Linked DNA regions of Mus musculus: region 2 is linked to region 1. A link is a contact called in ENCODE Hi-C or POLR2A ChIA-PET data. All regions are on one chromosome and are shown on one strand. Each heading gives the region's core, a stretch centred on a gene start or an enhancer-like site at or near the end of the contact. The rest is flanking DNA. Distances are from core to core; before and after follow the strand shown.

Evidence for each region. Hi-C counts contacts between places; a loop is a spot of excess contacts on that map. ChIA-PET counts read pairs that join two places held with the same protein, here RNA polymerase II (POLR2A).
Region 2: a map of heart shows a loop between it and region 1 (2.0-fold over the local background). The contact joins the promoter of Pantr1 here to the promoter of Mrps9 in region 1. A Hi-C loop is called at or near these places in 1 of 37 maps with a recorded cell type or tissue (heart). POLR2A ChIA-PET finds 5 or more read pairs at or near these places in 1 of 5 experiments (Patski).

Annotation. Positions count from the first base shown.
Region 1 is chr1:42,849,016-42,854,629 of GRCm38, reverse strand. It overlaps Mrps9 (mitochondrial ribosomal protein S9), which reads right to left and starts at 3,397. Exons shown (of 11, transcript NM_023514.4): 1 at 3,204-3,397. The coding sequence starts at 3,338.
Region 2 is chr1:42,692,769-42,698,382 of GRCm38, reverse strand. It overlaps Pantr1 (POU domain, class 3, transcription factor 3 adjacent noncoding transcript 1), which reads left to right and starts at 3,558. Exons shown (of 4, transcript NR_027826.2): 1 at 3,558-3,636. Pou3f3 (POU domain, class 3, transcription factor 3) reads right to left here and starts at 2,615. Exons shown (of 1, transcript NM_008900.3): 1 at 1-2,615. The coding sequence starts at 1,237. The region is part of intron 1 of Gm46091 (predicted gene, 46091); the gene reads right to left.

The sequences.
Region 1 (5,614 bases), core at 2,148-4,647:
ACTTAACAAAATGTCCAACTCCTGATGCCACTGAGTCTGAAGGAAGATTAACCCTTTACTCCATTTGTTTTAGCTACTTGCTTTTACCACCAATTTTAGAGACTACTAGCTAAACAGTGGACTTTTTGTAGCTTATACATTACACCACTAACTACACATCACAAGATTAATGCTGCTTTTCAAGAACTGGGAAAGAACTCAAACCTTGTAAATGGCAGCTCTTTCTTTGTCCAATAACAAGTGACCTCTGGACTTCATGCTAATATGTGCTGGCTAGTTTTTTCAAATTGTCACAAGCTACAGTCATCTGGAAAAAGATACCCTCAAATGAGGAACAGCCTCCATCAGATTAGCCTGTGGGATTTCCTTGATTTATAACTGATGTAGTAAGGCTCCTGGCCTTGCTCTCCTTGATGATGGACTGTAACTTCTAATCTCAAAAGACCCTTTCCTACCTCAATTTGCTTTTGGTCATGAGTTTTTAACCACAGCAATACAAAGAAAATCCAGCTGCTGTGTGAAGATCCAGGAAGCTGGTTATATATGACAGACCACCACCATCGAGGCACTCTTACCCACCTCTGATTACCTTTCCTACACCCCGGACAACTGTCCTCTATCTCATAAATACGGTCAACTCTCACCACAGAGAGGCAGGGTGGAAACTTGCTCTCCGGTGTCCACTGGTTTGAAAGATGAACAAATCTTTTCCTCAAAATGCATTGTTTCAGGGATCGGCATATTAAGTAGTGGCCACAATGTGGCTGGTTTGGTAACTCCAATCTCTGACTCAGTCCCTAAGTTCTAACCAATTATCTGTTGTTGCTAGAGCCTACTCCGATTATAATGTACCCTTTTATATTGTTGTACAACTATATCTTTCTAGAGCATAATCACTACATAAAATTTATAGATACTATATAAACAGCTTATACAAGTACATTCATATATATGAAATGACTAACTGTTGCTGAAGCTTCCAATATACTGTCACATTCCCTGGGGGGCTGCCTTTGATCACCTGTGTCACCCTCTGTTGACTCCAGACTGAATCAGGTAAATACATGTCTGTGGTTCTTCTGTATTATTTCTGGAAATCTCTCACAGCACATTACAGAATCCGAACATGTTCAGGTGCACTTTATGAAAACTTTGGTCACTCACATATATGGCTGCTATCTATAACTATATTTGGGATGTTCAGAGTTTGTGGTTGTGTTGAGGCATAATATGAAATTGGTAAGAACCCATAAATACTATAAGGACATCAGAGGAGGAAGCCAGCTAGCAAGGGTCCCAACTGAGACCCAGGAGTCACACCTAAGTAAAGCTTGCTTCCTTATGTTAGTGGCATTAGTGTTTCTCAAAAATTTTTACTGTCACCCACAGTTTCTGTTGATATCAGTACCTACTATACACTTGGCAGTGTAAACAAAACATGAAAACACTTTGTAAAATGCCTTTTATTATTCTATTACCTCTACTCCTTTCAAGCTGTTTATGACCTTTGAAGAGATTCCATAATTAATGGCACATGACCCAAATATGAAATGGGGAGGGGATTACTTGGTTAGTGTTTTATTTGCTCATAAAGTCATTAATTTTTTTATATAAAACATGGGCCCCAAGAGAAATACAGCTATTAATGTTATATGCAGACGTGGATAAGTGATTTTTAATATGAACATTAAGAAACATTAGTATTTTCGGCAGGCACTGTACAAAAAAAAGGTTTCTAAATGTCTTTGTGTGTGTATACATACATGGGGGGAGGGGCTTGTTGTTAGAGGTATCCCACTGGGGGCTGGGCTTTAAGATTTCAAAACCCTGTGCCAACCCCAGTCTCTCCCTGTTCAGGTGTCTTTTCGAAGCAACAGAAAAGTAACCAAGACAATGTGTATGCATGCATCCGTGGGAAGAAAGCAGTGTGCAACCGGAATGAGCTTTAGACATAATAAAAGACACATACATGTATTCCCCCTGTAAATTAAAAAGGTAAAAGGGATGTGACCCAGCGAGGCTCATTTTGTAAAATGTGTTTGTTTACACATAATTATAAGAATAAAGAGAAAGAAGAAGGGTACACTAGGTTCAGAATATAGGAGAGTGAGAGCCACCTGCCCATATAATCATTACCAATAAACATATTTTGTATGCTACAGTTCCTCTCATATGCAATTATGTGTCTCAAAGAGATGTATAGAAGAAATAAAAATGTCCAACACATTTTCCAATTTTCAAAACCAAGAAACCCAGATGTTTAACAGATCAATGGACAAATTGGTTTATGTTACAACATCAAATAACAGAAAAAGGTGGCCAGTCATTTTGTAAAACAGTTCTAAGATCCAGCGTTTAACTTCTCGGCAATATCTGGTGGTAGTACTGCTTTTCCAACATTTCGTACTCTTTCTACTCAAACTGTTCTGTTTTCCAACCCCCACTTGTTTGACCGCGTGTTCTCAATCTCTTGAGACCTCTCTTTCGGCCTGTTCATCTGCCTACTCTTGCAGGACACCATCTGCGCGCTATTCCCTGGGTTTCCATTAGAACCTGCAAGGTAACAGGACTTCAAAGTTAGGTCTCCTCCTGTGTCACGGGCACACCCACCGAAAGGACTACTGGAAATCTCCGGTAGAATATGCCACAGACACTTTAAGTGCAATTACAGCCGAAGCTCGTTTTCTCCCACTTTTAATGAGCCACATTAAACGGGCGACAAGCAAAGACTCAAGCTAGAAATCCCAGCTTCACACCGACCCCGGAATTGAGCGAAGCGGTCAAATTCTGCTCTCCTAATGTCACACACACACACACACACACACACACACACACACACACACACACAAGTTTCGGGAAAATTACAAAAACTGAAATTCCGCAAACGCAGAGCACTTGTAAAAAGTCTCAGTTCGCTCCACAGACTGACTCTGCCCAGGACATCTTCCGGGTCGCGCAGAGTTCGGCTCCCCTTCTCCCCGGGACGAATCACAAGACCCAGGCAGCCACCCAACTCCATCTGCCGAACCCTTTGCTCCTCAAAGCCCAGGGAGAGGCTGCAGAGGATCCGTCCGCGGCCGATTCCCCGATCCCCAAGCGTGACCTCCGACCTCTACCTTGAGGGCTCTGGCAGCCCTGGAAGGTGGGCCGGCTTCACGTCACCCTACCACACGGACCGCCAGCTCCAGCTCCCAGGACCTTACCTGGAACCTGGTCCCTGTCTGCCAGCCAACCGCCGAGGCTGTCCAGTACCCGGGCCTCTGGCAGAGGCTAGCTCTAACAGCGGGAGTGAACCAAAGGGAAAGCACTCGGCCGCAGGACACACAGGGGGCGGCCATGTTGGCCGTAAGAAACATCCTGGCGGGAGGGGAAAGGGGTGGAGCCTGGAGACTGCGCAGGCGCAGACCTCCCAGGCGGAAGCGCTTCCTTAGCAATTGCAACTAGGGGCGGAGTTCTGTAGTCCAGCCCCTCGCCGCTGATTGGGTGCGCGGCAGCAGGTTGCCTTGCACATGGCTTTCGGCTTACTAGCAGCTGTAGTCCTAGCTGAGTTCCTGGTACCCACGCTCAGACAAGCCTTCCACAGTCTTATTCTCACTCCAACAATCCAAGCTGGCTTTCCTGTCCGCTTGCCTTCCCGCAAGGGCCTTCTGCTCCCCCTTGAACTTGCCCGTTTTAAAGATCTGTTTCAAGACATTCTTCTTCCAGCAACTAACCATTCTGGCTTCCAACACATTGTGTTGACTCTTAGCTGTCTGACCCACAGGCTGAGGAAAAGCACCTCCCTGCTCAACTTCATGGCTCTCCCTGATTGCCTCTGAGCCTTAAAGCCATTAAGAGTGGCTGCAGACACAGGAACTGTCTTTGCCTTCTGAAACTTGAACTTCCTAACCCTAAGTCTAGGGTTATCTCTACCAGATACAAGTGGTTGAATAAATCACTCTTAAAGGGTTTTCCAATGTTGAAAATTATCATTGAATAATTTGATAATGTTGAAATTATCATTAGAAGTTTAAAACATACTCAGAAAACGAGATCAAGGTGACCGAGTAAGAGGCTGAGAAGTTAAAAACACTCTATGTTCTTTCAGAGGACCTGGGTTTGGTCCCCAGAACTCTTGTGGAAAATCACATCTATCTATCTATCTATCTATCTATCTATCTATCTATCTATCTATCTATCACATCTATCACATCTATCACATCTATCTATCTATCTATCTATCACATCTATCTATCTATCTATCTATCTACCTATCTATCTATAATTACAGCTCTAAACAATCTGACACCTTCTCTGAATTTCAAGGGGATCAACCATGTCTGTGATGTACAGACACATATACATACAAGCAAAATATTTATACATGTAAATTAGAAATCTGTTTTTTAAGTTATGAAGTAAGTGCTGGCATCGTACAGTTATCACCTCATAAAACAGCTCTAGGGAAATAGAAATTGCATAGCTTCAGAAAAATAGAAGAAAAAAAACCCCTCCAAATAGGATGCTTGTAGTAAAGGGGGGAAATCATTATTTTCCCCTTTGTTTGTTTCCTTTACATTAGTGAAAATCTCTTCATTCAGTGGCAGAAGTCCAGGACTAGTATTTGGAGAAGAAGAATAAGTTAGAGGCGAGGCAGTGCTGGCCAGAAAAGCAGGTAGGCTAACTCCAGATCTTTACCTCTCCCTCTATCTCTCCAAATCCAATCCTCTAGTCTTATCTGTAGCAGAACTGCTGTGGCCTCTTCTCACTCTCTGATCCCATTCCCAGGGGACTAAACAGACCCTGGTAGATCACCCACCTTCCCTCCCTCTGCAGCCCTCCTTACTTCCTCCCCTCCAGCCCATCTTCATTCCTAAATGTCAGCTCTCAATACCAAGAAACACATTGTACCTGGAACCCCCAGTAGCCACAACTGGCTGGATCTGAGAAGCATTCTACCAGGCAACACACAGCCACCACAGACTCCTAAGAACCAGAGAAAACAAACAAACAAAAAACAAGGAAAAGAAACCCACTCAGCAAAAGCAAGACCAGATGTCAGCACCTGGAATTACAAACATCCCCAAACCCAGATGCCTACATGCCATCATAAAAACAGAATAAAAACCAGCCAGTATAACATGTCTCCATTAGATCCCAGCAACAGGCCCGAGAACTGAAACTTAGTTGAAGACAAAGACTTTAAAGTAACCTTCATGAATATGATAGAGGTACTTAAAGAGGAAATTAATAAACCCCTTTAATAAATCTGAAAATACAAACAGTGGAAGGAAATCAATAAAACAGTCCAAGACCTGAAAGAGAAAACAGGATCAATAAAGAAAACCAAAACTGAGAGAAAATCTGAAAATAAAAAATTTAGGGACTCAAACAGGAACCTCAAAGGCCTCACAAACAAAATATAAGAGGGGGTAGTGAGAATCTCAGGCATAAGGGCTCATATGTAAAATAAAATGGAATTTTGTCAAAATAACAGTAAAGAGATTCTCAGGCTTTGAAGACACCATAAAGAAGCTGATACCTCGGTCAAAGAAAATGTTAAATCTAAAAAAAAAAAAAAAAAACCTGACACAAAACATCCAGAAAACTGGGACACTATGAAAAGACTAAATCT
Region 2 (5,614 bases), core at 2,309-4,808, 160 kb after region 1:
TAACCTCGATGGAGGTCCGCTTCTTGCGCTTGCGGCCCTGCGCTGCGATCTTGTCAATGCTGGTGGGACTGCCAGTGCTCGAGTCAGCCTCCTCCAGCCACTTGTTCAGTAGCGGCTTGAGCTTGCACATGTTCTTGAAACTGAGCTGCAGGGCCTCGAAGCGGCAGATAGTGGTCTGCGAGAACACGTTGCCATAGAGCGTACCCAGAGCCAGCCCCACGTCCGCCTGGGTGAAACCCAGCTTGATGCGCCGCTGTTTGAACTGCTTAGCGAACTGCTCCAGGTCGTCAGACGTCGGCGTGTCCTCGTCCGAGTGAGGGTCGTGGCTGTTGAGCCCTGGCCCCGCGCCGCCGCCGCCGTGATGCGGGGGTCCCTGCGCGTGGTGCGGGTGCGGCGGGTGCGGGTGCGCGTGGTGGTGATGGTGGTGATGATGCTCCGCCAACTCGGGCGTGTCCCCGCGCACTAGCCCGGGGTGAACCAGGCTCTGGGCTCCACCGCCCGCTCCACCGCCGCCACCGCCGGGCCCCGGGGGCGCGCTCAGCATGCCGTTCACCGTGAAGCCTCCGGGCTGCGAGTACAGCAGACTCTGCGGCGGCGGCTGCTGGCCACCCGCCATGGACGGGAGGTGAGCGGCAGCGGCGGCGGCTGCGGCGGCAGCGGCGGCGGCGGCTGCGGCCCCCCAGCCCCCAGGGTGTCCTTGGTGAGGGGGCGGCGGCGGGGGCCCGAGGTGCGGCGGTCCGCGGTGATGCAGCGCGGTACCGGCGTGCAGGTCTTCGCGTCCAGCGCCTCCCTTCACGTCGGGGCCCTGAGGCGGCGGCGGCGGCGGCTGTGGCGGCTGCTGGGGGCTGCCGGCCATGCCCACCGCACTGCCCGACCACGGTGAGCTGGCTTCCACGGCAGCGGCGGCAGCAGCGGCGGCAGCGGCGGCAGCGTGGGGCAGGGCGGTGACCCACTGGTGCGCGTGGCTCAGCATATGGCCGCCGTTGCTGGCGGCCATGGCCCCCTGCATGAAGTCGCTCTGGACCATCTTGACCGAGGACGGGTCCCCCCGGTAGGCGCCCGAGGTCACGGCGGCGCTTCCCGGCTGCATGCCGCCGCCGCCGCCCCCCGCCCCGCCGCCGCCGCCGCCGCCGCCCCCTCCGCCGCCGCCCGCCCCGGCCGCGTCCGAGTGCACAATGGAGCCGGCCGTGAGCAGGCTGTTCCCCGGCAGGTAGGGGTTAGAAGCCGCCGTGGCCATGCCGCTCCGCTCCCGCCACCCCACCGCCGCCACCACCGCCGCCGCCGCAGCAGCAGCCGCGGCCGCAGCCGCCGCCGCCGCCGCCGCGCCCCCCCCGCCTCCCGCCTCCTCCCCCCCCGCTCCTCCTCCCCCGCCCCGGGTCCCCGCCGGCCCCGCCGCCTTCTCCGCCGCCTCCTCCTCCGCCGCCTCCGCCCCCGCCGCCGCCGCCGCGGCCCGGGGCTGCAGCTGCAAGGCCGCTTGGCAGGGCGCGGGGGTCGCCGGCTAGCCTCGGTCAGCAGCAGCCGCCGCTGCAGCAGGAGCAGCGCCCTGGGGAGGGGGGATCGCTTCTCCGGGCGAGCTCCGTGGCCAGCCCCTTCAGGGGGGGTCGTGGTCTCCCCCCTGGCCGGGAGCGATCGGCTGGCTCCAGCGAGGCTCGCCCACTGGGGCGGGGACCCGTACTTCGGGCGCTCTCTCGGGGAGCAAGGGCTCCGCGGCTCCTCCTGTCCTCGGACGAGTGCGGACTCTGGCCCGGCACAGGGCTCTGTCCACCTGCTAAGCGAAGGTTTCACGGGAGACAACAAAGGACGAAGCGGTTCCTTTCTTCCTTGGCCAAATTGTGGGTGGCCAGCAATCTGGCCGCTCCTAGTTGGTCCGCTGTCTTCCCTGATCTTCAGCAACACATCTTACTGTTTCCCCTTACTATAGTAAAACTTTTCCGGTCCTTACAGGCGTGGTGATGCTGGCGGCTCGCGTCTGCGGAGTGGGGCGGCTGGCTCCTGTTCTGCCCCCCTGGTTCGCTTCTTTCAAGTTTTGTTTTGTCCTAGGAAAACTTCTTGCGATGGTGCATTTCTCTGAAGTTGTTATTGCCGGAGCTCTTGGACGTCTCTGAAACAAGAGTCCCTTTTCATGTTCCTCGCGACACTCACAGTCTGGTGCGACATCTTTCCTTTTGGGTAGAAATTAGGAAACAAATATAACAAGGCAAAAATTGAACAGGAAAAAAAAATGTCGAATTGTTCTGTTACCTTGTTGCTGAAGGTTGGGGTTGATGTTTTATTTTTTCCCCGGCAGTTGTCTGGAGAAGGAGGAGGAAGAAGAGTGCATTGGTGGAGGTGGAGATGTGTGTGTGCATACAGGGAATCCTTGATACACAACCAACTCCTGTGGGCACGTTGTACCGCTCCTAGAGTACCCGACGGCGGGCGCGGGAGCAGGCGTGCCGGGGCAGAGTTGCAGCCGGAGCTAGCTCTGCGCCCGGATTCTCTCTCTTTCTCTCTGTCTCACTTTCCCTCTCTCTCTCACTCTCTCTCTCCCTCTCTCCTTCTCTCGAGCGCCCGCTCCCGCTAGGATCTGACAGTTCGCTCTCCGTCCCTCCCTCTCAGAGCAGGGACTGTCGAATGTTTACCCTCCGCCGCAAGCGCGCACCCACCACCACACTTTCCCAAATACAAGGAAGTCGAGCACCAGGGCCCCTGCTGATTGGCTACCCGCTGGGTGATTGGCAAGCCTGGAATGACTGGCTTAGGACGCCTGGCCCCCCTTCCGGCCGTTCCGATTGGTTGCTTTTTAATTTAGGCAGAGCGTCGTAGAAGCTGGAAATCTGTTGTCCCCCCCCCCCCGCCCCATCCTCCCTCCTCCGCGCCACTTTCCCCTCCACGCCCCTCCCCCTCCGCCCCCTTCGTCGTCCCCCCCCCTCGCTCCACCCCTCCGCCACATCTTAACTCTTAGTGTCCAGCCCAAACGTCTGCGTTCCCTTGGCGGCTCCCTGTGTTCGCGATTGGTCTGGGGGGGTTGGGAGAGAAATGGAAGAGAAAAGGAGGGGGCGGGTAGAAGGGGGACCAGGAGGAAAATGAAGAGGGGAAAAAAATCTTGAAAAATAGCAGTCTACCCATTCTACCTAGACTGCGTTGTGTCGCACCCCCACCCCACGCGAGAGATTTGTAAAGCGCGCGCCGCGGATGTACGTTCAAGCTAATACCTATAGACAGATGTGTCCCCACTGGTTTCAAAGTTTCCTCTTCCCTTCACGCGCGGGCCCCCATCTCTGTCCTGCAGGAGGTGGGAAAGGAAGGCTTGCCTCGCGCAGAGCTCCTGTGGCCAAGCTTCTTGGAAATCCGCCACTGCAACTTTGTGCAGCCGCGGCGCGCCGGCGGCGACCCTCTTTGTTTAAGTTCTCGGATGCCATCATCTGGGAAACCTGCAGCCCTGTACCAGCGCGGGGCCCGCGCGTGCGAGTCCGACCGCTTGCTGCGGCTGCTCGCTCTCCAACCCCCCCTCCCTCCTTTCCTCCCTCCCACCCACCCTCCTCTGGGATTCTTGCAAGTATCGTGCGTGCCCTTGTGAGTTTGGAGGGTGCCGGTCAACGAAGCCACGCGAGGTATTTGAAAGGCAATCAGCCCGACCGTCCCCCTAGATTCATCGTAAGTGTATTCGATCCCAATGCCTTTAGAATGCAGTGTCTGCCTCAGCTCGCCTAGAGGGCCTAGGGCTGCTAGCTGCTCACCCGCCCCCCACCCCGGTCCCCTTTACCGCTGACTCGTGTGTGTGTGTGTGTGTGTGTGTGTGTGTGTGCGTGCGTGTGTGCGCGCGTGTGAGTGTGTTCATTGGTGGGGTTTTCACTCGCTTGCTATTCTTGGGCATGGGGACGCTTTATTTTCCTCTTTCTTTGGGTCTCAGGTTTTGCGAGGTGGCTGTGACCGCTGTCGACAAGTGCTTTCTCAGCCGCAACCCAGCTGAAAGAGTTAAGGGGCCCGGGAGGAGGAGTGCGCCCGGTAGGCGGGAGAAGAGGGGGTGGTGTGGTGTGTGTGTGTTGGGGGGGGGGGGGACGACGCGGCCAAGCGGAAACGCCGCACAGAGGAACCTCAGCGAACCAAGAAAAAAGAGAAAGTGGCAACGAAAACAAGGACAAATTAAATCCTCCTTGGGGATTTCCAATGAACTAACCCAATTCGGACATTCAATAAATACACGACTCTTAATGAGTGTGCGTGTGCTTGCACCCCGCACCCTCAGCTGCAGGGCACCGGACCGCAATCTGCAGTTTCTAGTCCAAGCAGCAGCCGAGAACGTAACCCGGCGGTCGGTGTGCTCCGAATATAAAGAACTGGCCTGCCTTCTCCCCGATGCATAATTTCTCTAGAGGGCTCACTTCTGTGAACTCAGTTACAGAGGGAGCTCTCCAGCTCAGCAGCAGCCTCGCAGCCTCTGCGTGATCTCGAGATTAACCGTAGACGCGGGGCATTTATGTAGGATCGGGTCCAGCTCCTGCTTGCCGGGGTGAAAAGATACCATCGTAGAAACAGATCTAAAAGGCAGCAGTAACCAAAGCCCCAAAACAGAACGGATTCCCCCCTCCATTCCAAAAGGTTCCTTTTTATATTTATATATGCGTATATGTATATATAAAAGATGGAACACAGATTTCATTGAATAAATCTGAGATCTCCAGGTGCAGACGTTTGAATAGTCGGTGCCAGCACCCCGTGTTTTCCTTTCCTGCCGATTTTGCTTGGATCCGGCTCAAAAACCGAAAGAGTCTCGTGGTTTTGTTTACACTGAATGGGGAGGATAGGAACAGAGCCATGGGGCCGCCTTTCATTAATATACAGTGAGGATTTTGTCTAAATTACTGCTATGAGTTTCACAGTACACGCTTTCAAAAGCCGTCTCAGGTGGCCTGATGAAACGGGATAGCGCCTCAGCAAACAGATCCACTTTCTTTCTTTGCAAGGAGGGTGTGCACGTTCGGGAAGCCCCCCAAACGCTGTGCTCCTCAATAACAGAAACGCACTTCTGTTCCCAGGTCTGTCCCCTTCTCTCCCCCCACCCCCCACGTACTTAGTTCTCAAATCGCTCCCCAGCTTCCCCCCTCCCACCCCACCCAATCCTCCCCCTCCCTCTGCGGAGTGTGATTGTTTTGTCTGGAAAAAAAAATCCAAAGTATATAACAAGGGGAGAACAGTTAGTGCTGATTTTCATTTGCATACATTTTCATATATTTTGGTGAAAATAATAGACGAGAGAGAACCGGGCTTAGAGGAGTCAGTGTAAAGAGAAGGCTAAGGATAACTCGGCTCTGGAGAGTAGAGAATATGCCTTCTCTTCTGCCCCTCCAGGAACCTTACTTTTTTTTTTTTAAACAAAAAACAAAAACAAAAAACAAAAACCAAAAACCAAAAACCAACCACCACCTTTTATTTAAAAGTCTAACCTTGGGAATTTGCTGGGTAAGTGTTTTTTTTGTTGTTGTTGTTGTTTTGTTTGTTTGGTTTTTCTTGCTCTGCTTCCTCTTTTTCCTTCCTTTCTGGTGTATTGTTTATTTGTGTTCTTGAAGGTTTGGAAGCTTTATTTTCATTGCTTGGGAGGAGCGGGGAAGGGAAAGTGTGTGGAAGGGAGTTA